2 separate regions of the Homo sapiens genome follow, and region 2 is linked to region 1. The links are chromatin loops, found by intact Hi-C in ENCODE. Cell type or tissue: chondrocyte. All regions are shown on one strand. Each heading gives the region's core, and the rest is flanking DNA. Links, peaks and the distances in the headings are about the cores only. Region 1 overlaps DGCR5 (DiGeorge syndrome critical region gene 5). Region 2 holds the start of FAM246C (family with sequence similarity 246 member C (gene/pseudogene)).

Evidence for each region. Hi-C counts contacts between places; a loop is a spot of excess contacts. Peaks named below come from ENCODE experiments on the same cell type or tissue, not always from the same donor. Only the 100,000 strongest peaks of a DNase experiment are listed, where the experiment ranks them.
Region 2: a loop joins it to region 1, with 7 times the contacts of the local background. A loop is called at or near these places in 4 of 110 quality-filtered maps.

The regions. Positions count from the first base shown.
Region 1 is chr22:18,978,103-18,990,403 of GRCh38, reverse strand. DGCR5 (DiGeorge syndrome critical region gene 5) reads right to left here. Exons shown (of 6, transcript NR_110533.2): 2 at 2,504-2,647. Among named protein-coding and RNA genes, the nearest start is that of DGCR5, 14 kb to the right of the region's middle. In chondrocyte, for the core only: no CTCF peak of the experiment used is centred there; DNase peaks (open chromatin) are centred at 4,463, 5,655 and 7,173.
Region 2 is chr22:19,027,354-19,039,654 of GRCh38, reverse strand. It overlaps FAM246C (family with sequence similarity 246 member C (gene/pseudogene)), which reads right to left and starts at 10,131. Exons shown (of 3, transcript NM_001396027.1): 1 at 9,891-10,131; 2 at 9,855-9,889; 3 at 9,434-9,853. The coding sequence starts at 10,131. The coding sequence ends at 9,434. It overlaps DGCR2 (DiGeorge syndrome critical region gene 2), which reads left to right. Exons shown (of 10, transcript NM_005137.3): 10 at 534-3,369. The coding sequence ends at 790. It overlaps DGCR5 (DiGeorge syndrome critical region gene 5), which reads right to left. Exons shown (of 6, transcript NR_110533.2): 6 at 8,413-8,873. It also overlaps the pseudogene CA15P1. RefSeq lists an enhancer at 2,363-2,983 and a silencer at 3,467-3,636. In chondrocyte, for the core only: no CTCF peak of the experiment used is centred there; DNase peaks (open chromatin) are centred at 2,669, 3,580, 6,593, 9,253 and 2 weaker places.

The DNA.
Region 1 (12,301 bases), core at 2,964-10,963:
ATCCACACAACAGAATATTACTCAGCCTTCAAAAGGAGGGAAAGTCTGACGTTTGCTACAACACAGGTGAACCTAGAGAACATTACGCTCAGTGAAATAAGCCAAGCACAAAAGGACAAATATTGTATGATTCCACTTATGGGAGGTCCCTAGAGGAGTCAAATTCAGAGACAGAAACAACGGTGGGCACCAGTGGCTGGGGAGTGGAGTTGGTGTTTTGTGGGCTAGAGTTTCAGATCTGCAGGATGAAAAGAGTTCTGGAGATGGACTGCTTAAACATGAATGTATCTGATGCAGTTTTGAGGTCTGGCCCCTCCAAATCTCATGTTGAAATGTGATCAGGGTTGGAGGTGGGCGTGGTCGGGGTTGTTTGGGTCATGGGGGTGGGTCCCCCATGAATGGCTTGGTGTCCTCCCCTTGGTAATGAGCGAGTTCTCACTCTGTTAGTTCCAGAGAGAGCTGGCTGCAATGGAGGGTCGGGGACCTCGTCCTCTCAGTTTCAAGCATGACCCCACATCAGAGTCACCCCTCTTTTTAAGACACATGAGGGCCAGGCACGGTGGCTCACGCCTGTAATCCCAGCACTTTGGGAGGCTGAGGCGGATGGATCGCGAGGTGAGGAGATCGAAACCATTCTGGCTAACACGGTGAAACCCCGTCTCTACTAAAAATACAAAAAATTAGCTGGGCGTGGTGGCGGGCGCCTGTAGTCCCAGCTACTCTCGGGAGGCTGAGGCAGGAGAATGGCGTGAACCCGGGAGGCGGAGCTTGCAGTGAGCGGAGATCGCGCCACTGTACTCCAGCCTGGGCGATAGCGTGAGATTCTGTCAAAAAAAAAAAACAAACAAAAAAAAGACACATGAGGTAACACCATATACCTGACAAAATCCATTTACTAAGAAGGTTTCCAATTTTAAACTGTCCATTATGGAGTTTACCTTTTCATGTCCTTTTTATTTGGGGAAGTTTTTAGTAATTGTCACAGATCTGTAAAAAAAGCACCTTAAGAAAGTTCAGAATGTTCAAACTGTTTTGTATCATAATCTCAACCCAGGAGTGAAGATTTGTACATACACAGACAGCATTCTTGTTTGTTTTTGTTTGTTTGTTTCTTGCAGGGAAGGGAAGGTGAGTCTAAAATTTCTATTTCTATTTAGAATCAGCTTCCCCTGCCTCCCCCGACCCAGACAGGTTCTTGCTCTGTTGCCCAGGCTGGGCTGTAGAGGCATAATCACAACTCACTGCAGCCTCATCTCCTGGACTAAAGCAATCCTCCCGCCTCAGCCTCCTGAGTAGGTTGGACTACAGGCATGTGCCACCATGCCCAGGTAATTTAAAAAAAAACTTTTTTAGTATAGATGGGGTTTTCCTATGTTGTCCAGATTGGTCTTGAATTTCTGGGCTCAAGCGATCCTCCCCATATCGGCCTCCCAAAGTGTTAGGGTTACAGGCGTGAGCCATCATGCCCAGCTAGAAGCAGCTTTGAACCCAGGAGGCAGAGGTTGCAGTGAGCGGAGATCGCACCACTGCACTCCAGCCTGAGCGACACTGTGAGACACCTTTTCAAAAAAATTAATAATAATAAATAAATAAATAAATAAATAAATAAATAAATATGTCCAGCCAGTGTCAGTGTGACAGTTGTGGTCATTTTGATAACAGCAAGGGTTCAAGAAAGCCCTGGGAGTGATGTCTGATTAAAGGAACTGTCCCCCCAGTTCTTGCTGTCAACATCTTTGACAAGTTCAACTTCACGGGTTCAACTGCCCATCAAAGACAATCAGCTCACATACAAATTTCAGTTCTCTTTTCTTTCTCAAGTTATCAGTTACAAGGCTGAGTATCCCTTAACTGAAATGTTTGGGAACATTCTGGATTCTTTTTTTTTTTGAGACAGAGTCTCACTCTGTAACCCAGGCTGGCACATCTTGGCTCACTGCAACCTCTGCCTCCTGGGCTCAAGTGATTCTCATGCCTCAGCCTCCTGAGTAGCTGGGATTACAGGTGCCCACCACCACAGCTGGCTAATTTTTTGTATTTTTTAGTAAAGACGGGGTTTAACCACATTGGCCAGGGTGGTCTCGAACTGCTGACCTCAGGTGATCCCCCTGCCTCGGTCTCCCAAAGTGCTGGGATTACAGGCATGAGCCACTGTGCTCGGCCTGGATTTTGATTTTTTTTTATTTTAAAGTATCATTTCATACTTACCCTCCAATGAGCACTTCCTTTAAGTGTCAGGTTGGTGCTCAAGAAGGTTCAGATTCTGGAGCATTTCAGATTTCAGGATTAGGATGCTCAACCTCTACCTAAGCACTTGGACAAAACAACCTGCTGTCACCAATAGGACTTGGTGCCAGCGAACACTCGGAACACTCCGGCCCCGGATCTTCAGTGCGCAGGGAGTATGGCGTGTTCATCCTCCTGGGATGCCCGCAGGGGGAGCCCTCCCCTCCCTGAACGCTGGGGACTCCAAGGGAAGTAGCAGGTTTCTAAGCGGTTCTACCTTTTTCTTCAGGTGGTTTGAAGAAGTTGGCTGGGAAGGAGATGGAGGACTCCAGCTCCCTGGGGAATTCTTCATGAATGGCGTCGAACCATGGGACTCTGGCTCCCGTGAAGTTGAACTTGTCAAAGATGTCGACAGCAAGAACTGGGGGGACAGTTCATTTAATCAGACATCACTCCCAGGGCTTTCTTGAACCCTTGCTGTTATCAAAATGACCACAACTGTCACACTGACACTGGCTGGACATATTTATTAATTAATTTATTTTTTATTATTAATTTTTTTGAAACGGTGTCTCACAGTGTCGCTCAGGCTGGAGTGCAGTGGTGCAATCTCTGCTCACTGCAACCTCTGCCTCCTGGGTTCAAGCAGTTCCCCTGCCTCAGCCTCCCGAGTAGCTGAGATTACAGGCACACACCACCATGCCCGGCTAATTTTTTGTATTTTTGGTAGAGAATGGGTTTCACCATGTTGGCCAGGCTGTTCTCAAACTCTTGATCTCAAGTGATCTGCCTCCCTCGGCCTCCCAAAGTGCTGGAATTACAGGCATGAGCCACCGTGCCCAGCCTACTTATTTATATGTATTTTTTAAGACAGGGTCTCACTCTGTCACCCAGGCTGGAGTACAGTGGTGCAATCTCAGCTCACTGTAGCCTCAACCTCCTGGGCTCAAGCGATCCTCCCACCTTAGCCTCCTGAGTAGCTGGGAATACAGGAGCATGCCACCACACCTGGCTAATTTTTTTTTAAATAGAGATGGGGTCTCACTATGGCACCCAGGCTGGTCTCGAACTCCTGGGCTCAAGCAATCTGCCCACCTCAGCCTCCCACAATGCAGGGATTACAGGTGTGAACCGCCATATCCAGTTGACTAACCATCTTTAGAACAGAAGCGACTTCCAACTTCCTGCATCCCATGTGTACCTACACCTGTCTGCAGTGAGCCTGAAGTGAGGCAGGATCCTCGACACTCACTCTTCTAGAGTCTCACACCTGAGGGTCTGGAAGGCCTGCCAAACCCCCAAGATCACGGCCTAACATCTCCCAAGCCCAGGACCTGTCCCCTGGGAGCCATGGGTGTGTCATTGCAGACTGTCTTCCCAAAGGCTCCATTTACAGATGAGGAAATGGAGGCCTTGCTGCTGAACCTTTTTTTTTTTTTTTTTTTTTTTTTTGAGATGGAATTTCCCTCTATCGCCCAGGCTGGAGTGCAGTGGCACCATCTCAGCTCACTGCAAGCTCCGCCTCCCATGTTCACGCCATTCTCCTGCCTCAGCCTCCCGAGTAGCTGGGACTACAGGCGCCTGCCACCACGCCCAGCTAATTTTTGTATTTTTAGTAGAGACGGGGTTTCACCATGTTAGCCAGGATGGTCTCGATCACCTGACCTCGTAATCTGCCCCTCCTCGGCCTCCCAAAGTGCTGGGATTACAGGCATGAGCCACCGCACCCGGCTTTTTTTTTTTTTTTTTGACAGAGTCTCCCCGTCACCCAGGCTGGAATGCAATAGTGCAATCTTGGCCCACTGCAACCTCTGCCTCCCAGGTTCAAGTGATTCTCCTGCCTCAGCCTCCCAAGTAGCTGGGATTACAGGCATGCACCATCACACCTGGCTACTTTTTGCATTTTTAGTAGAGACAGGGTTTCACCATGTTGCCCAGGCTGGTCTCCAACTCCTGACTGCATGTGATCTGCCTGTCTCGGCCTCCAAAAGTTCTGGGATTATAGGCGTGAGCCACTGCGCCCAGCCTCTGAATCATTTTTCTAAGAGCATGGCCAAGTGGGGGCCGGGAGCCCACCTGCTCCACCCATGGGGACCCAGCTCCTGGGCGCACCCCTGAGGGTTGCAGGCCTCCACCCCCAACGCAGCCAGTGCCTTACTCATGTTGGTGGTGACGATGACAAAGGGCTGCAGGTACGTCCACTGCACGTTGCGTGCCACATTGCTGAAGTAGCCCTCGAGGCGCCGGAGCAGCTGTGCCGTGCCACCCTCGCTCCGCTGGATCTGCTCCCACGCTGCCCTGGTGGCCGGGGCCAGGAGGGCACTGCCCGAGTGGATGATGTTCTGGTCAGACAGACAGCGCTCAGTGCTCAGCCTGCGGAGGCCTGGCTCGTGGGACCGAGGGACATCAGCCCTGAAAGGCTTTGCTCGCCTAGAGAGCTCATTCATTCATTCCAGCCCTACACTTTAGATTGTGCTCTTTAATATTAGTCTCCAATTTTTTTTTTTTTTTTTTTTGAGACAGACTTTCGCTCTTGTTGCCCAGGCTAGAATGCAGTGGCACAATCTCGGCTCACTGCAACCTCCACCTCCTGGGAGCAATTCTCCCGCCTCAACCTCCGGAGTAGCTGGGATTACAGGCACACATGTGCCACCACTCCCAGCTAATTTTTGTATTTTTAATAGAGACAGGGTTTCACCATGTTGGCCAGGCTGGTCTTGAACTCCTGTCCTCAGGTGTTCCACCTGCCTAGGCCTCCCAAAGTGCTGGGATTACAGGCATGACCCACTGAAACTGGCCTAGTTTTCAATTTTTTTTTTTAAGTTTAAGAGGAATAGAAAAATGTTACTAAGCTCACAAAGTATATTAAAATCCAGAGAATTAAACGTGCTTCATATTTTTAGCTTAATTTATTAGATTTACAAGCACTGTTTAAATGCTTGGAAGGTCTGTTTGCTAGCCAAACAACTGATATAGGAAAATAAAAATCAAATATATGACGTATATTAATTCCATTTAAAATACTTAAGGGAATTTCATGGTTTAAGTTAATAAATAGGATCAAACATTAATCAGAGTTGAATTCAAAGAGACAAGGAAGTCATTTTTTAGTACTTGATTTTCATAAATCCCGAACCCTACCACATAAACTAGAGAGACTGTGGGTGATTCAATGTCAGAGGCCGGGACTCTGTCAGAGTGAGCCCTGCCAGAGGTTTTTCCACGTACACCTCAAGACGCTAAGGCAGGGAAGACATGTGGAGACATCCCTGTTATATCAGAATTCCTCCTGAACCCCACATTTAAAGCAGTGACGGAATCACCACACCCTGGGCTGAGCAGAGAAGCCACACTGAGGCTGCCATGGACATGCGGACAGCTCCTCTGCGGGTGACCCTCTGCCTCTGCGCACCCCAGGGTCTATGTGAATGACTGGGTGGAGGTGTGAGGCTGTGCTTAAGAGTTTGGGGACCACACCCAAGACAGAAACCAGGGCAGACACGGTGGCTCACGCCTGTAATCCCACCACTTTGGGAGGCTGAGGCGGGTGGATCACCTGAGGTCAGGAGTTCGAGACCATCCTGGCCAACATGGTAAAACCCCATCTCTACTAAAAATACAAAAAATTAGCTGGGCGTGGTGGTGGGCGCCTGTAATCCCAGCTACTTGGGAGGCTGCGGCAGGGGAATTGCTTGAACCCGGGAGGTGGAGGTTGCAGTGAGTCAAGATCACACCACTGCACTCCGGCCTGGGCAACAGAGCAAGACCATGTCTCGGAAAAAAAAAAAAAAAAAAAAAGACAGAAACCAGGAGGGAAAGCTGTTTACAGAGTCACACGTGGAGAACAAATGCCACTGGCCCAACTCGCAGGCTGGGACTCAAATTCCAGCGAGGGGATCCTTCCTGGTCTCTGGGGGCCCTGTGCAGACCAGAAGGTCTCGTGGGGGCCCTGCATGGACTGGAGGTCCTGTGGGGGCCCTGCGTGGATGAGACAACCAGGTTTAGTGTTGGGAGCAGGACACCAGCATGGGCTAGCCCAGTCCCACCACCTGAACAGAGGGGCTGTGATCCTCCAAGCTACCCAGGGAATGTGACACCTGGGTGCACAGCTCGTCCCAATGGCCAGAATGTATGGAAATCCAAGCGTGGTGGCTCATGCCTGTAATCCCAGCACTTTGGGAGGCTGAGGTGGGTGGATCAGGAGTTTGAGACCAGCCTGGCCAACATGGTGAAACCCCGTCTCTACTAAAAAATACAATAATTAGCCAGTGGGGGCGGGGGGGTGGCACGGGCCTGTAATCCCAGCTACTCAGGAGGCTGAGGCAAGACAATCAGTCGAACCCGGGAGGCAGAGGTTGCAGTGAGCCTAGATTGAGACGGTAACACTGCACTCCAGCCTGGGCGACAGAGCAAGATTCTGTCTCAAAAAATAAAAAAAATTAAATAAATAAAGAATGTATGGAAAACGTTAGCACAAATGGAGAAAGTTAGCTTAACCCTTGAGAGCAGGCAGGCAGGGAAAGGCAGGCCTGGGTGCCCTCCTGGCCCAAGTGGGCTCAAGAGGCCCTGCATACTCTGGTGGGGGGTGCTCTGAGGGGCAGCAGGGGTCCTGGTGGAGAGTGCTGGCAGGAGGACTCCCAGAGCCATGCAGCCTGGATGTGGGATCGGATCCTCTTGCATTGCCTGCTCTACTGGCTCAGAACCCAAATCCCTCAAAGTGAGGAGTCCCACTCACTGGGAAGCAGTTTTTGGTTCAGACTTCCCATGGACCCTGGGAAACTTCCTCAGTTGTCCTGAAAGCTCTGCAGGGTGAGACCACTCCTTCCCTCCCACCCCTGAGAAGGGCCTGCACACAGTAGGTGCTCAGTCCACGCACGAGAGCAGGTGACGCTGGGGCCCCTGGGGCTTAGCAGCCGGAAGCCCAGGAGTTCTCTGCCTGGTGCATGCGTGGCTCACCCTGGGAGCAGGGCTGGGGTGTGCCGGCTGCTCTCCCAGCTGTGGACGCTCACGCCCACCCTAGGTACAGGCTGGCAGGGGCTGCCAGGCTGGGGAGGCTGTGCCTGGGTTTTCCCTGGGGTAATTTCAAGTAAAGGGTGTTCTTTTCCTGTGCGCCAGTAGACGCTTTGGTCTCATTCATGAGGTTTGATTTTTTTTAAACATGCAATCCTACACTTTGGGAGGCCGAGGAAGGTGGATCACTTGAGGCCAGGAGTTCTTGATCAGCCTGGCCAACATGGTGAAACCCCGTCTCTAGTAAAAATACAAAAACACAGCAGGGTGTGGTGGCACACACCTGTAATCCCAGCTACTCCGGGGCTGAGGCAGGAGAATTGCTTGGACCCAGGAGGCAGAGGCTCTAGTGAGCCAAGATCGCGCCACTGCACTCCTTCCCGGATGACAGAGTGAGACCCTGTCTCAAAACAAACAAATACGCAATTCTTTTTTTTTTTTTTTTTGAGTTGGAGTCTCACTGTCACCCAGGCTGGAGTGCAGTGGCGCGATCTCGGTTCACTGCAAGCTCCGCCTCCTGGGTTCATGCCATTCTCCTGCCTCAGCCTCCCTAAGAGCTAGGACTACAGGCGCCCACCACCACGCCCAGCTATTTTTTTTTCTTTTCTCTTTTGTATTTTTAGTAGAGACGGGATTTCACCGTGTTAGCCAGGATGGTCTCGATCTCCTGACCTCATGATGCACCTGCCTCAACCTCCCAAAGTGCTGGGATTACAGGCGTGAGCCACCCCACCCAGACAGTTTGCTTGTTTTTTGAGACAAAGTCTTGCTCTGTCACCCAAGCTGGAGTGCAATGGCACGATCTTGGCTCACTGTAACCTCCCCCTCCCAAGTTCAAGCAATTCTCCTGCCTCAGCCTCCCGAGTAGCTGGGATTACAGGTATCCGGCCACCTCAACCAGCTAATTTTTGTATTTTTAGTAGAGACAGGGTTTCACCATGCTAGCCAGGCTGGCCTCAAACTCCTGACCTCAGTGATCCACCCCCTTCAGCCTCACAAAGTGCTGGGATTACAGTTGTGAGCCACCACACCCAGTCCCAGTCTTTTTCCTATATGTGATTTACATTGGTTTTCACAAAAAATTTATAGCTATTTTTTTTTTAATTTTTAAATTTTTTGTAGAGATGGGATCTCACTATGTTGCCCAGGCTGGTCTTCAGCTCCTGGTCTCATGCAGTCCTCCCACCTCAGCCTCCCAAAGTGCTGGGATTATAGGCCTGAGCCACTGTGCCACTGTGCCTGACCCTGCATTTTCACTTATTGTTACTTTTTCAGCACTCCTCCTTTAATTCCTAGTACCTGCTAAGACTTCTGTTGAAGCTCACCTGCTTAATTCCTCTTTGTGATTACACAATTTTATATTTTGGAAAGCGTCATTGCCAGGGCTAGGCATAGTGGTTCACACCTGTAATCCCAGTATTTTGGGGAGCCAAGGCAGGAAGATCGCCTGAGCTCAGGAGTTCAAGACCAGCTGGGCAACATAGGGAGACTCCATATCTTAAAAAAAAAAAAAAAAAAAAAGGAATGGTGGCACATGCATGTTGTCCCAGCTAGTTGTGAGGCTGAGGTGGGAGGATTGCTTGAGGCCTGGAGGTCAAGGCTGCAGTGAGCCATGATTGTGCTACTGCACTACAGCCTGGATGACACAGCAAGACCCCGTCTCAAAAAAGAAAAGAAAAAAAAAAGAAATAGGAAAAGAGTCATTGCCTGGGGTTCATTTTTTACTTTTTAAAGAGTGCAGAGTAGTTTTTAATGTATTTAAAACATTTCTGAAAATGGAACAAACTGGATAATGTTATTTTTTATTTGTTATTTTAATTAGGGGCATTTCTTCTTTCCTCCGTTAAGCATCAAAACTTGGAGACCAGATGGCAGATTTGCACCTTTACAACCAGAAGCTCAGGGAGAAGTTGAAGGAGGAGAACACAGTGGGTATGTTCAGATTGCTTTTGGGTACCTTGACCCAGCCACATTGTCTACCCTAGATTGGTGCTCATGGTACTTCTTGGTGGCATTTCAATAATAGGTTGAGTTGTATACCATCTCCCTTTACACTACATTATGAAAATGACATTATTAAATAAGAATTTTGATGGAGCTGATAAGCTAGTAGAATTGGCACATGACCCCTTTTATACCCAGCCCTCTTGTCTGGTGTGCTTGAGGTAATAATAACCCCTTTTATACCCAACCCTGCTGTCCAGTGTGCTTCAGGTAGGAGTGTCCTGGCAGATCCATATATTGACTAATTGCTACTGTATGTAGTACATCCTTAGACCACCCATATTCTAGCATGTGCAGCCCAGGCTTGTACTGATGCTCTGCTGAGGTCTGGCATTTAAGAGAAAGACAAACAGCTCCTTCAGGCCAAGGATCTCTGTCAACAGGCTGAAGAGGTGAGGGTGCTGAGCCTCAGTATGTGACCAAGTTTGGCTTCCACATGGTGATGTGCTGTGGCTTCATCCCACAGGTGAGTGCCTGGGTGAGGGTGTTCCCTGATGCTCTAATGCTGGTCACCCACTCATTTTTTTTTTTTTTTTGAGATGGAGCCTTGCTCTGTTGCCCAGGCTGGAGTGCAGTGGCGCGATCTTAGCTCTCCTGGGTTCATGCCATTCTCCTGCCTCAGCCTCCTGAGTAGCTGGGACTACAGGCACCCGCCACCACGCCCAGCTAATTTTTTGTATTTTTAGTAGAGATGGGGTTTCACCGTGTTAGCCAGGACGGTCTCGATCTCCTGACCTCGTGATCCTCCCACCTCAGCCTCCCAAAGTGCTGGGATTACAGGTGTGAGCCACCGCACCTGGCGGTCACCCACTCTTTATATGTGACAGAATGCCAGTCCCCTAGGCACCAGCAAGATTGACTACCTGATTTCTGAAAGCAGAATACAAGCTGTGATACCTGGAATGGGGAGAGCAGAAGCCGAGAGTCACTGAGCTGAGCCAGGCAGGCTCATGGGACATGCTGGGGCAGGCAGATCAGCATTCTAAGCAGAGGAAGCCTCAAGTGCAAAGGTGATGTTGCACAAGGCTCCTGATGAGTATGAAGGACTGGAGACAGTTGGGTGACAGGTAGTGTGCCAAGTCAGGGATTAAGTCCTGATTATCAGCTCCTCTCCTGAGGCCTTTACAAATTATTATTTATTTAGATACAATTGAGATATAATTCACATAAGATCCACCACTTTAAAGGGTAGAATTAATTGGTTTTAGTACATTCACAATGGTGTGCAATCATCACTGCTGTTTAATTCCAGAACATTTTTATTACCCTAAAGCAGAACCCATTAGCAGTCACTCCCCATTTCCCTGTTCCCTGGCCCCTGGCAACCTCTAATGTATCTTCCGTCGCTTTGAATTGACCTATTCTGGATATTTCATATGAGTGGAATCACATTACATGTGACCTTTTGTGTCTGGCTTCTTTCACTCAGGATCATGCTTCAAGGTTCTTCCATGTTGTAGCACGTATTAGAATGTTATTTTTTTATGGCTGAGTAATATTCCACTGTATGGCTAGGCCACATTTTTGTTTATGTATTCCTTTATATGGCTGAATAATACTGGGGCCTCTTGAACCATCACCTTTTAAACCTGTGAAGTTCCAAAGAAGGCTTTGGACAACCCAACTGCCCTGTGCTTCCCTCAAAGAAGCCATTATTGGACCATATTTTGGTTTCGTTAGGGACACAGTGCCCATTATATAAGAGCTAGTCCAGTTTAAAGCTACTGCTTCCCGAAGAGAGCATACTTTCAAATCTGTCTCCTCGTGGAAGCCCGTCCTGATTAGTTGGGTCCCTGCAGACAATGACCAAGCTCTCCCTGGCGCAGATGGAGGGTGAGTTCCCCAGCTGGAGGTCACTCAGGGCAAGATTCTCATGAAACCCAAGCAGATTTACGGTTCCCAGCCAACAGGCAGTCCTCACACTGGGCTCGCTAGAACTGCACAAGGAGTTTACCAGATTTACCAAGACCCCCGAGATCTCAACCACAGCTGGCTCCCCTGGAGTCACACAGCTGTCCGGAGCCAGTGAGCAGTACCATCCTCATAGTCCAGGTGAGGACGGCTGGGTGTAGGTTGTGGTCCTGTTTTTCAGGTCAAGGGGTGCAAGTGGTGGGGTCTACAGGTCTTGGTCCTGTTGCTGAGGTCAAGGGGTACAAGTGATGGGGTCTACAGGACTTGGCTGGCCCAGCAGAGTGGTGTTTCAAAGAAATGAAGTGAAATCTTACCCAGAACCCCTGTGTGTGAAGCAGATGAGAAGCGGGCTGGTCTGTTTGGAGCACAGGTAGCCCCTCAATGTCCCTTCAGACTCCAGGATCAAGGAACCACCTCGGATCAGCTGCAGCCTGGCTAGGAAGGGTGAGGGGCCAGGGAGGACACCTGCCCTGCTTCCTGCGTGTCGTGCCTCGGACAGCACCAGGTTCCGGAGGCTTCCCACTCCTTGGGAGGGCTGAATGAGTCCTGGGGGAGTGTGTGCTGCAGCCACTCGGGGGCAGTGCTGAAGAGTGGGCTCCTCAGATGCCTGGGGCACTAAGGCCCACTGGAGCCACCAGCTAGGTCGGCTGCAGTGATTGCCCCATGCTCTGTACACTGCCACATACCAGGCACCGTTCTAAGTGCTTCATCGGACTCAACTCACCCACTTGCCCCAGCAGGTAACCAGGCAGATGTCACTGATCGGTTTTACAGATGAGGAAACTGATGTGCAGAGTGACACTCCTGAGACCGTGAAGCTTGTAAATGGGGCAGCTGGGTTTTGACCCTCAGTCTGGCTTTAGAGCACAGGCCCTGACCATGACACGGCCCTGCCCCTCTGTCAAGGGGAGGCCTGACCATTGGGACCAGCTGTGCACCCAGGTGGCACCTTCCCTGGGTAGCTTGGAGGATCACAGCCCCTCTGTTCAGGTGGTGGGACTGGGCTAGCCCATGCTGGTCTCCTGCTCCCAACACTAAACCTGGCTGTCTTCCAGAAAGAGGACAGAGCTCAGACACTGAGAGCTTGGGCAGGCAAATGGGAAATGACGGGAGGCTGCACGGTGCACCTCTGTGCCGGGGGTCTGACAGC
Region 2 (12,301 bases), core at 2,571-10,570, 50 kb before region 1:
CAGAGCTTCCTGCAAACACCTGTGTGGTTTTCCAGGCCGCTCACTGCAGCCCTGTTGCCCACACTCCGGTTGCCACATTCCAGCTGCAGCCCTGAATGTTCTTCCACCCACCTGGGCCCAGTGCCTCCCTGATGACAAATGCCCCTGCCTTCTTGCTGAGCCGGGTCTTCACCTTACTGAGTCTGAGACGGTTTCCCTTTGGGCCCCTCTGTTCTAGTGACTGCTGGTCAGTGTGTCTCCCCTACCTCACACCGATGGTGGGACAGGCCCGTGTCTGCCTTTGTGAGATGGGCCCTGCACCTTGCATATACCAGGTTCCCAGCCACAGGGGGCAGTAGGTACAACAGGTGTCATGTGGGGCAGGCTCCTCCTTCAAAATCTGAGGCCCGGGGGAGCCACCCAGGTCCTGCTCACCACCCAGCTTCAGGGGGGCCTTCAGGCAGGAGGAGTGTCTCCTGGTTTTGCCTAGCTCCCCTGCATCCCCTGTGCCAGGCCCGTACCTGCCTCTGACACCCCTCTGTCTCTTCCTGCAGACGATGATGCTTTTGAGCCTGTGGAGGTCAGCCTGCCAGCCCCTGGGGATGGTGGGAGTGAAGGTGCATTACTCCGGCGCCTGGAGCAGCCTCTGCCCACTGCGGGGGCCTCTCTGGCAGACCTGGAAGACTCTGCCGACAGCAGCAGCGCCCTGCTCGTGCCCCCTGACCCTGCCCAGAGCGGGAGCACCCCAGCTGCAGAGGCACTGCCAGGGGGTGGCCGCCACAGCCGCAGCTCCCTCAATACTGTGGTGTAGACGGCCTGGCCTGTACCCCAACGGTCTGGGAGCACCTGTCTGTTGTAGAAAACACCGGTCCCTGGGGAGACTTGAAAGGCCCCTGTCCCAGCCTGGACGCCACGCACTGCCGCACGTCACTGGCGGGCTCGCGTGTGTACATAGAGACCACAGCCCGCCTTCTGCCAAAAGAAGTGATGGCCTGCACCGAGCTTCCTTGAGGGCTTCAGAAACATGCATAGCTTTGGATCACTGTCTTCTCCTTTATAAATGGCAGAAGAGTGACAAAATTCATTCAGACCGCACATGTTAGAGGCAGGGAATGAAGAAGGTACTGTGGGCCATGGCCACACCTGATGCGTTTTTGGTGGGCTTACTTGGTGCAGTGTGCTGTCCAGAGAGACCTGCTGACCCAGTCTGGGACAGGCACAGTGGGAGCTGCCACAGTGCCCCTTGCTGGCCGCCCTCAGGAGGGGGCCTCTGGACCGTCAGTGTGGCGTAGGCAGTGGGTCTGCTTCAGGGAGGCAGCCTCTTGACTTTGTCACAACGGTTGCACTGAAGATGGCCCCCACAAGCCCAGTTGTGAATATCAAGGTGACCCTGCCCCTGGCTGGGAGCTCCCCTGGGGCTCTGGAACCTGAAGCCCTGAGAAGGAGAGCTTGGAAGGAGGTTGAGCTCTTCACTGTGTCTTTCCATCTGGGCTCTGCAGCCCAGCTCTGTGGCAGGAGGCCTGACCCCACCCCATCAGTCCCTCTCCCAGCATTGCTGTGCATGGCTCCCTCAGGAAGAAGCTCTGGAGTGGGGCCGAGGCCCCAGATGCTCTGCTGGGGTCTGGGGACTGAGCTGCCTCCTGTCTCTCCACTCTGGAGCCCTGGGCTCTTGCCTCCTGTTGAATTGCCCCTGGGCCTGCCCCCGGCCCCATTTGTGCCATAAAGGGTTGCTTCATTGCAGGAGGGGTGGCTGAAACCACCATCCTGGGCTGCATCTATCTCCTTAAAGTCCACTCCTTACATCACCGCCACTACTGCAGCTCAGTGCCCAGCGGCCGCATGCACACCTCCCGGCCCCTCCTCAGCAGCGCAGGGGCTGGGGGCCCTTCCTGGCACCCTTTTGCCTGACGGACCCTGTTGCCTGCTCCTGGGCAGTGGTTTTGTTGCCTGACACAGGGCCTTTAACATTTCTGAGGTTTGGAGATTAAGCGGGTTCTGTGCGATTTTTAGCACATCCATATCTTTTCTACGTTGAATGTCTGGATCTTTCCTTTGTATGTTTGTGTCTCTGTGTGTGTATGTGGCCAAGCGTCTGCAGGTGAGGGTGGCACATGGAACTTCACGGGTCACTGGGGGCCCACTCTTCCAGGGTCATCGATGCATCCTGGGCTGTGCTGAGGCAGTGCTGTCTCGCTCAGTCTTTCCAGACCAGCGGGGCAGCACCTGGGAGGCCTGTCTGAAGCATGCAGTTCTGTGGTGCTGCTCGGGGATGGACTCCATGCACAGTCCACTTCTTGACACATTCTCACACTGTGGCTGGAGACCCATTTTTTCCATCCCATGTGGAATGAGAATCTTGAGTTGCCCACAGACAGACTTGACCTTTGTGCCAGAACTGTCCAGAGCTGTGAGTTTTGTTACTGAATTGCCTGTCCCTGAGCTTGGCCTGCTGGAGCATGATGCTGGAGGCTGTGTGCGGGCAGGCTTGTGCTCCCCTTGGAGAAGGGCTGCTACTTAACAAGGAAGTCCTGGCCACAGGAGTCCCCTACTGGCTGCAGAGGACGAAGCAGGAAGCATGCCGTGGATCCCACATGCACTGGGGCAGGGCAGCCAGGTTCCAGAGCAGCAGGCATGTGCATTATGGGTGCCAGGTGGCCAGTGAGGGCCCGAGGACCACGCAGCAGAGTCCCCCACGGGCCTGAGCCTGAGAGCTCAGAGGATTCCTGCCAGGCCTCAGAACTGTGTGTGCGGGACAGGGTGGCTGGCACGAGATGTGTGGGACTGGGACGCTTCCTTTGGGGACCAGAGGAACATTAGGGGCCGGTCAGACACGTAGGGGGCAGTGAGGAAACGGGGTAAAGTGGACCATGCAGGCTGCAGAGGGTGGGCCTTGGGCTGGCCGGGGTTGCTGGGTGGCCCCTTCCCCATGGGCCTCCACAAGCACTCAGGCCACTGGCACGTTGGGCCAGGCAGAAGGTCCACATGGCAGGGCTGCCTGGAACACCGCTGCCACTGTGGCTCCAGGAGGCCCTTGGGAGCATGAGGAGAGCTGGACTCGCTCATCTGTTCTTGCACCACCATCCAGAATGCCCCCTTTGCAAGGCCTGCTGCAGTCCCCAGTCTGACCAGCAAGTCCCGGGGTCACCCTTGCTGAACCTTGTGCTCCAGGGGTCCTCCTCCTCTAGGACCAGCTTGCCACGGTTTCTCAGAGCCCAGGTGCCCTCTGACCTGCCATGCGGAGGTGGGATTTGATACTGTACATTGTCTTGATGCCTGTTTTTTTATGTTTTCATTAAGGGTTTTTAGTTTTTGGTTGGGTTGACACTAACTTTTCTTAAGATGCTGTGAGAATCATTTCATCCAAATGCCAAATAAACTTGTGTTCCGGAAGAGGCATGGTTAGTCCTTGGTGTGGCCCCCACGGCTGCCACAGGCTAAGGTGGAAGAGGCTGGGTACCCACCTTTCAGCAGAATGCACCTAGGGTTTGCAGCCCTTGCAGGCGTCCATCAAACCCCCTGAGGACCAGGCAGAGCTGAGCCTGGAGCCCCTAGGTGGAGTGTGCAGGGAGAGCAGCAGCCCTGAGCTGCCTACAGCTATCCTGCAGCACCCAGCCCTGCTTGGGGCATCGGCTGCTGCCTTGGCAGGTGTTGCTGACGTGCACAGGATCCACATAAAGGCAAGGCTGCTTGACACCATCTGGGAGCTAGCATGGGACGGGGTGGTAGGGCAGGGCTTGGAACCTGGCCGTCAGCGCCATTTCCTCTAAGCTCCCCTCATCATCCGGGTGGCTGGAAACAGCCCCTCCCTCCAGTCCAAGCCACCTAATGTTACAAAGTAGCCTAGGTCCTCTGGGGCCTCTTCACTCATGTCCAGCAGTGCCATCTCTAGGTCTCAGAGGGTAGTGGGCCCAGGAAGTGTGATTGCATGCCCTGCTCTGGGGGCACTCCAGATGTGTATACTGGGGGGACGTCCTGCGGCCGGACACGAGAGGAGTCAGGGTTAGGAAAGGAACTGGTAAGTCCCTTGGCAGGGATGGGAGCCTCGAGGATGTGGCCCCTCATTTTTTATCCCATCTGCTGGGGCAGGAGTGGAGTGGTGGTGTTGAGTCCCGAGCACACAGGTCACTGTCAGCACTCTGGACAGAGCCCCGAGCCCTGCCTCTGGGTAGGGGCTGTCTTCCCATCCCCAATGTGGGTAGGGCCCTGCCCTCTGGCGATTGGAAAGAGGCGCAGGGTGCAAAGAAGTCCCCTCCTCTGACCTCCTGCAGGGCTCCGTCTTGGCCTGGATCCGCAGGGGGGCCTGGGTAGGAGGGAGGCTGTGGTCTTGGGATGGGGTGGCAGTTCCGGGCCCACAGTGGGGCAAGAGACATCCTACACCTTCCTCCCATCCTTGCCCCGAAAGTCATGGGCACTGGGGTCCAAGGTGCCCTCACTATTTGACCTTTCTTGCTGGTGGCTTTGGTGTGTCATTCTGGTCCCCAGCCTCTGTTTCCTGGACTGTAAGTGGGGATAATAATAGGTCACCCCTCCCCTGCAGGATTAACCTCAGCGATTGTTGCTGGCATCAGTGCAGCCCTGGGACCAGAGCACACCTGGGTGAGTTTGGAGCGCTCGCGCTCTTCCTGGTGGCCCTGCCTGGGCACCGACCCCTCCCATCCTCTCCTCAGTAGCCACGCCCCTAGCCCAGCTAGCTAATGAATAAATATGTAGTAGCCAGGCCAGCATCCTGGCTGCGTGGTCTAGCCACTTTCTAGTCCTTCCTAGCTGCGGCTGCCACTGAGCCACGCACGCCCCTGGCATCATGCTCGCCTTGCGGTGCAGCTGGTGTGGCGCAGACTCTGAGAGTGAGCACCAGGACTCTTCCTGTCTGGCCTCCAATCTACCCTCTTGCCATGCTCCACCACCCCTTAGGTCTTGCCACTGGGAGTGGGGAGGGACTGGGGAGAGAAAATACTGAGGTAGGGGTGACAGGAGAGAAGGTTCTTCACTGGCCTCCCCTGGCCTAAACCCCTGACCTACTTCATTCTTGGACCCCAGCTGATGGGATGGGGCTTGGAGAGGGCCCAGATGACTGGCCTCTCAGCTCAGCCTCCTGCCCACTGTCTCTATAGGTGCCTGGTGCTATGACTCCCAGGACCTCAAGTATGGTGAGGACAGAGTGTCATGTGAGGCTGTGTCAGATCAGTCTGTGTCCTGGGACCACCAGAGCATGTGCCAGTGGTGCAAGAGTGGCCAAGAGACAGTCTGCACCCTGCACTCTGTGGCCTTTGCAGGTTTCTGTCTGTAGTCGTCTGCCCCAGTAGACTGACTGGGCATCAGGTGCAAGTGCGTGACTGTCCCCCTGTGTGTGAGTCTGGGCCTGCTGTGATTGCCGGTCCCGAGTCAGTCAAGGCTGGTGTGCCCGTTACTGTGGCCAGCCCAAGTGTGTGCAGGTGATAGAGGTCCCAGTGTGGGTGTGCAACTGTGTGCCGGAGACCCTTCCACCTTCATCTCACCATGGGGCAGCCAACTGGGAGACTAGATGGATAGGTCAGATGCAGGGTACAAGAGAAGGGGGGTGCTGTGACCTGTTCAGGTGTGGGGGAAGCAGGGAGCTAGGTTTCCTGAGGCTGGGCTATCCTCTGGGTGTATGGGGGCCACTCTCTGCTGCACCCCCAGGCTGCCTCCCTGACCCCCCCCCCACCCCAAAGGCCCCAGTCCTTGTTCCAGCAGTCCCCACCCACTGGAAGAAGCTGGCCCCCTGCCTGTGGGGGCCCAGGCCAGTCCCTCATCAACATTGACTTTCACAGGGTCCGGCGGAACTCTACCCTAGGGCCCTTCATCTTCCGAGGCTATGACTCAGCACCTCCAGGCCCTTGGACCCTGGAGAATGACAGCCACACAAGTCAGCACCCTGTGGTCAGGACCCCTCCTAGGCAGAGGCAGGAGCCCCACACAGGGCATGAGAGCTCCTGCGTGTACACAGGGACCAGGACCCCCTACACACGGGAGCTGAGACAACCTACAGGGCCAAAAACCCTCCACAGGGGCTAGCTTCAGAGGAAAGGAGCATCCTCACACAGCAGTCCAGATGCACCCTCTGTGTAGGTGCCAGGTCCCACCTTACAAATCACAACCAGCCATGGCCCCTGAGGACCAGGAGTCAGGGTCTCTGGCAGGGCCAGGATCCCTGACCACACACAGCTGGGCTTAGAGCCCCACACCAGGAGGGCTGCCCTCTGCCCTCTTCCATGCCATGCTGGGTGTGGGGGGGGGAAGGGTTTCCCCTGCAGTCTGTGGAGCTCTGCTCTGCTGACCAGCAGGAGCCATGGACACCATGGGTTCCATTCCATGGAGGCAATGGGGCCGCACTGGGGAGAAACCTGGCCTGAGGAAGGGCCTCTGCTCATACCCTGTGCCCTAATGGCACAAGATGGACAGGTGGTGAGGTAGAGAGGGTGTCGTGTGCCTCCTCCCCTTCATTGCTACTCTGAATGGACACTGATCCTCAGAACCACCTGGAGATTTGGGAGGCTGGGCTGCTGTTGCCTGTCTACCGCGCACTGCAGCTGCACTTCAACTGCCGGCGGTGGGGGGGCCCGAGGCGAGCAGACTCGGAGCACAGCCTGGACAGGCAGCGCCAGGCTATGGAGGTAGACTCGGGAACAAGGTGGGGTGGCCGGAGTGCTCCCACGGAGGTGAGAGAGAGCAAGGTGAGGGCAGCTGGGTATCTCCCACATCTGTGCCTCCCCCCAGATGCACGTGGTCCACAGTAACACAAAGTACCAGAGCATGGAGGAGGCACCACGCCACGGTGATGGGCTCGAGTGCAGGCCCTGCTGCTGGAGGTGCTGCTGGCGGTGAAGGCAGGGCTGTGATTCTATGTATGTTTCCAAAAAAGGGGTCCATGGGGATCCTGGAAGTGGACAGGCCAGGCCTGTGGAGTCCGTGGGGGGATCTCTAGGGTCTATAGGATCTGTGGGAGGATGGGGCGGTGGGAATGCCTGAATCGGCAGGGCCAGTGGCGGCGAGAACCCTCCACCCCATTTCCCAGATGCCAGATGCCTCCTGCCACTGGGAGCCTCCTGCTTAGAGTACCCCAGCTGAGTTCCCTCTTCAGAGACTCCCTCACTCAGAACCCCTCGCACTTGGAGCCCCTCCCAGGAGCAGGACTGTAGCAACACCAACTTCTGCGCCATAGTGTCGGGCTTGAGGAAGGTGCCTGAGCCAGGTGAGGAGCCACCGGGTCGTTTTCCGGCTCAGGGGCGGGGGGTTTGCTGGGGATGGCACCAGCAGGGCACAGGGAGGCTGGTTCCAATCCCCCTCCCTCTGCCGCCCGGGGCTCTCAGTGAATCTGATGTCCACCTTCCCGCTGGCGTCGATGCGGCCCAACACCTCGAGCTACTGTCGCTTCGCTGGGTCGCTGACCCCGCCTGACTGCGAGCCCACGGTGCTCTGGACCGTCTTCGAGGACCCCATACCCATCCGGTGGGTGCAGGTGGAGCCACCGTCCCCCCTCGCCCCCCACACCCCTCCCCGGGCCTTGCCTGGCTCCTCCCGCAGGCGCTGCCCCTCTCCCACCCCGTTTTGATCTCTTTGCCCTGCACCCTCAGATGACCCTGTTCTACACCCTGCCCCAGGCTGGACCCTCCCACTTTCACCCCATACCGCTCACGGGTAACTTCCGCCCCCAGCAGCCTCTTTTTTTTTTTTTTTTTTTTGAGACGGAGGCTCACTCTGTCGCCCAGGCTGGAGTGCAGTGGTGGAATCTCAGCTCACTGCAAGCTCTGCCTCCCAGGTTCATGCCATTCTCCTGCCGCAGCCTCCTGAATAGCTGGGACTACAGGTGCCCGCCACCAGGCCCGGCTAATTTTTTGTATTTTTAGTAGAGACGGGGTTTCACCGTGTTGGCCAGGATGGTCTCGATCTCCTGACCTCCTGATCCGCCTGCCTCGGACTCCCAAAGTGCTGGGATTACAGGCTTGAGCCACCGTGCCCGGCCCACAGCAGCCTCTTAAGGGGCACGCAGTCTTGGCCTCTCCGAGAGCCTCGGTCCCCGCAGCAGCCCCCTGCTCTTCCCCCACCCTAGCAGTTGTGCACTGCGCTCTGATGGGCCTGGGGCTCAGCCTGTGGTTCTGTCAACCGTGGGCGACCCTCCATGTGAAATAATGAAATAATGCACAGAGTGACCTTAGCCTAATGTAGCCTGGAGGGGGTGGGTGCGTGACCCGGCGTGGTCCCCCATTGCAAGAGGGGCATTTCCTGCCCTAATCCCACTGAGGCCTCAGTGTGCCTGTCTGTTCCGTGGGAGCCCTCTGAGTGACCCTCTCCTACCTCAGCAGAACCCGGGCCTCTCCAGGTTCCTCTCAGAGGGAGAAGGGCCCCCACCCTCATCCTATACATTGTGTCTGAATCCCCTGGTCAGATGGAAGGAGAACATCTAGCAGTCAGAAATTCCACCATTAGGCCAAGATTACATTATTTTATTTTAAAACTAAGCTGGGTGGCCAACCCAGGGACACCGTGCTCTGCTAAATGATGACTCCAGCTACATTTCCCGAGGCCAAGAGATGAGAAGCTGCTGGCTCCAAGCTCCGCTGCAGGCTGCCCTGGCTGAGCGGGTGCTAGGCACCGCGGAGCGCTGCCTGGTGCTCTGAAGCCATGCCCCAGTGCCTCCCTGGGAGTTCTGCTGTGGAGTCTGTGTGGAGGCTGACTCTGGAGAGATGTTTGTGTCCAGGTGGCTGCCTGTGGTCTGGCTAAGTAAAGGGGTGAGTATTCTTGGTGTCACTGTCCAAAGCAAAGTTGTGTCCATGGGACACAGACTAGGTGAGGCTCTGTGTCCAGGTGATGCTGTCCAGTGAGAGGGGGTTGCAGTCAGAGTGAGGCTGACCGGAGGCCTCTGTCCAGTTGGTGCCCTGTGGAATGTGATTACATACTGGTTGACACCATCCTGAGGACCATCACCAGCTGAGTGTCTCAGCCGCCCTGTGTCCCTGGGTTCTGTGCTCTTGTGTGTGGTTTGACACTATTCCAGTGCGTGGAGACCCTGCCTCCTCACTGAGACCTTGCAAGAAAAAGAACCTGCAGTCACCCCAAGGAAGAGGAGTCTCGGCTGTTCCCTGGAGGCTGACCCAGCCCTGGCCCAAAGGCTGACCCAGACCCAAGGCCCAAAGGCCCACCCAGACCCAAGGCCCAAAGGCCCAGCTCTAAGGTCCAAAGGGGCTCCACCCTGTTCTCTAGCCGGACTCAGTCTCTGGCAAGGACCCCGGCTGCCAGCTGCACTCCCTAGACGCACGTGGCCCACCCCCTCCTTCCAGTACCGGAGCCCTAACTGGCGGCACCCGGGCACCCTTTTGACTCAGAGCCACGCTCCACGAGGGGGACCGATCTGCTCACTTGCCCCGTCCTGGGGGTACCAGAGTAGCCAGCGCGACGCCTTCCGCACCTCGCCTAGGCTGCCCTTGTGCGGCCGCCCTCAGTCCCCGCCACCTTGCGGGGCCCCAGGCGGCACTGGCATCTTCTTGTGGTTCTTCCTGGCCGGGGCTCGGTGCGCTCCGCATTCTGCTGGGCCGTCCGGGGCGTCGTCTGCGGGCCTGGAGGCGGCGACCAGGGCGCTCACGGTGCCGAGCGTCCGCGGCAGGGTCGGGCCGCGGGGCGCGGCGCGGGGGACGGCGCGGGGCTCGCGGCGGGCAGGCGGGGACGGCGGCGGCGGCAGCAGCGCGCGCAGGGCATCCAGCTCCGCTCGAAGCTCCGCGCGCAGCGCCTCAATCCCGGCGCCCAGCTCCTCGCGCACTGCCGCCAGGCCCTCCTGCAGCCGCCGCTCGCTCACCTCCAGGACCCCCGCCGGGTAGGTGGCCCCGCCGCGGGGCTCCCCGCATACCGAGCACACGGAGCCCGCGGCTGTGCGCGCCGGTCCTCTCGCCCGCGCCCGGCCGCCCCGGCCCCCGCACGCTCCACCAGCTTCAGCAGCCGCGGCACCTCGGACCGCGAAGCCGCTTCGGCCCGGAGCTGGCCGCGCAGGCGAGCCATCCGGCCCGGGGCTCGGGCGTCTTCCTGGCCCGGCCCATTGGATTGCGGCCCCGGATCCCGCCGGCGGCCCGTGCCGCGCCGCAGCACCTCGCTGGCTCTGTACGCACTACGCGCCTGGGCCCACGGGCGGCCGGGCTCCGCCATCCGCCCTGCTGCCTCCACCGCCGCCAGCGCCCGGGATGGCCGGGAGCCCCAGGCTGCAGCCTAGCGACCGCTGGGGCCCAGGCGACGCACCGTGGAGGGGGCCCGCGGGACGGCTGTGGGAACGACCAAAGCCCTGGGGGTTCCGGTCTGGGGCGCAGGGAACCCCGGCAGGGCCGGGTCTCGGGCAGCCCGGTTCCCAGGGGACCCTGCGGGAACGACGACGTTGTGGGCAGGTCCTCACAAAGGGCATGGCCCAGTTTCTGGGCATAGGTGACATGGAGCATCGCCAGCCAAAGACCAGGCACCACCCGCTAGACACGAGTCAGGAACTGAGCTCACATTTTACACTGGAAGCTACTGTCTCCATCATAGTCAAGGGAAAGCCAGGAGTGGTCATGGACCCCACAGCCCTTTTCAATGGCTCAGGGCGACGTCCTTCCATGTAGTCCAGGCCATTATCTCCTCACCCTGTCCCCTAGTCCACACAGCTGGAGGAATCCATCCAGGTGGCATCTCCAGCCCCAGGCTGCTGGCCCTTCCATGGGAGCTCTTCAGGGTCTCCCTTACTCTCCAAGGCGGTCTGCCTAGGGCCTCTGGAAATCCCTGGCCATCTCAAGCTGGGTTTTTTGTTTTGTTTTGTTTTGTTTTTACAAACAGGATCTTGCTGTGTTGCCCAGGCTGGAGTGCAGTGGTGCAATCATAGCTCACTGCAGCCTCCACCTCCTGGGCTCAAGCGATCCTCCCACCTCAGTCTCCTGAGTAGATGGGACTACAACTGTGCACCACCATGCCCGGCTAATTTTTTTTAATTTTTTTTTTTTTTGTAGAGATAGGGTCTCACTGTGTTTCCCAGGTTGGTCTTGAACTCCTGGCCTCAAGTGATCCTCCTGTCTTGGCCTCCCAAAGTGCTGGGATTACAGGCATGAGCCACCATGTCCAAGCCTGTCTGTGTCTTTAACCTCCTCTAATCCAACAGTCTTCTTCATCCTTCTGGGTCTTTGCATAATTCCTCTCCCCCCCCACCCCCGCCATTTTCCTGGTGGCTCTCACTTTTCCCACTTAGATAGGGAAACGTTCCATGACCACCCCATCCCACACTGGGGACCTCGAGCCCCTCCTCCACAGCACCCTTCACAGTTGTATTTAAATGACTGTTTTCCATCCACCCACTGTGGGGTCTCTGAGCCCAGGGCTGGGTCATTTCTCCTGGGCCGAGTGTGGCACTAAGCATACTGAGTGCTAGCCTGCACAGAGGCCAGGCCCGGGTGGGCCCCAGGACAGAGCTGTCAGTGGCTGTCTTGCCATGGAGTGAGTGGATGAATCAGCAGGGCTGGGATCCTCTCCCATTTTACAGTAGGAGGCTGGGGAGAGGAGCTGGCCAGCCCGTCCACCTCTGCAGCCTGGCATCTGAGGCCCTCATGGCATCCCTGCTGGTCTGCCTTCCCCTGCAGCCCTTCCACCCTCTGTGGAGCCCTCACTACTGCACCCTACTCCTTCTCACCCCAGTGCCTCTGCATAAGCAGTGCTGCCTGTGGCCGCCACAGGGCCCTAGGTATGGGCAGAGAGTAGTATCCCCCACACAGCATGCTGTTCTCCCTGTACCCCCAGGGGCTAGTTAGCACTCTGGGTGCCCTGGACTCTGGGGCCTCCCTCAGCAAATTGTGGAGGGTGGCCTGGCATGAATCCAGGCAGATCTGGGAAGGGACATGGCAAGACAGCCCCTGGAAGCTGTGTCCCCGGGTCCACCGGGATCTGGCCCCTGCAGGTCAGTGCATGTGTGCATGTGTTGGGGGGGGGATTGAGGGGACCGCTAATACTGTCCTCAAGCAGCTGCTGAGGAGAAGACTGGGTCCCTCTAGTCATGTTCATCCACTCAATCACTCCCTGCAGCCCGTCTCTCTGGAAGGTGCAGGAGGAGGTGAGAATTGGGCACTCTGTCAACCCCTCAGACTCCCCCATTCCTGCTGAGTCACCCGTCCTCTGGGACCTCCAGCAGCTGGCTGTGCTGATCCCTAGAGCCTCATTAGCCATTCTCTCCCTCCCCCCAGTCATTAAAACACTGCCAACAAGAGCGCCCTGGGTTCTTTTCCCCAGCCCTACTGGAGACGGGCTGTGTGACCCAGGGGCTCTGCCCTCTCTGAGCCAAGTCTTCACCTGTGAAATGAAGAGA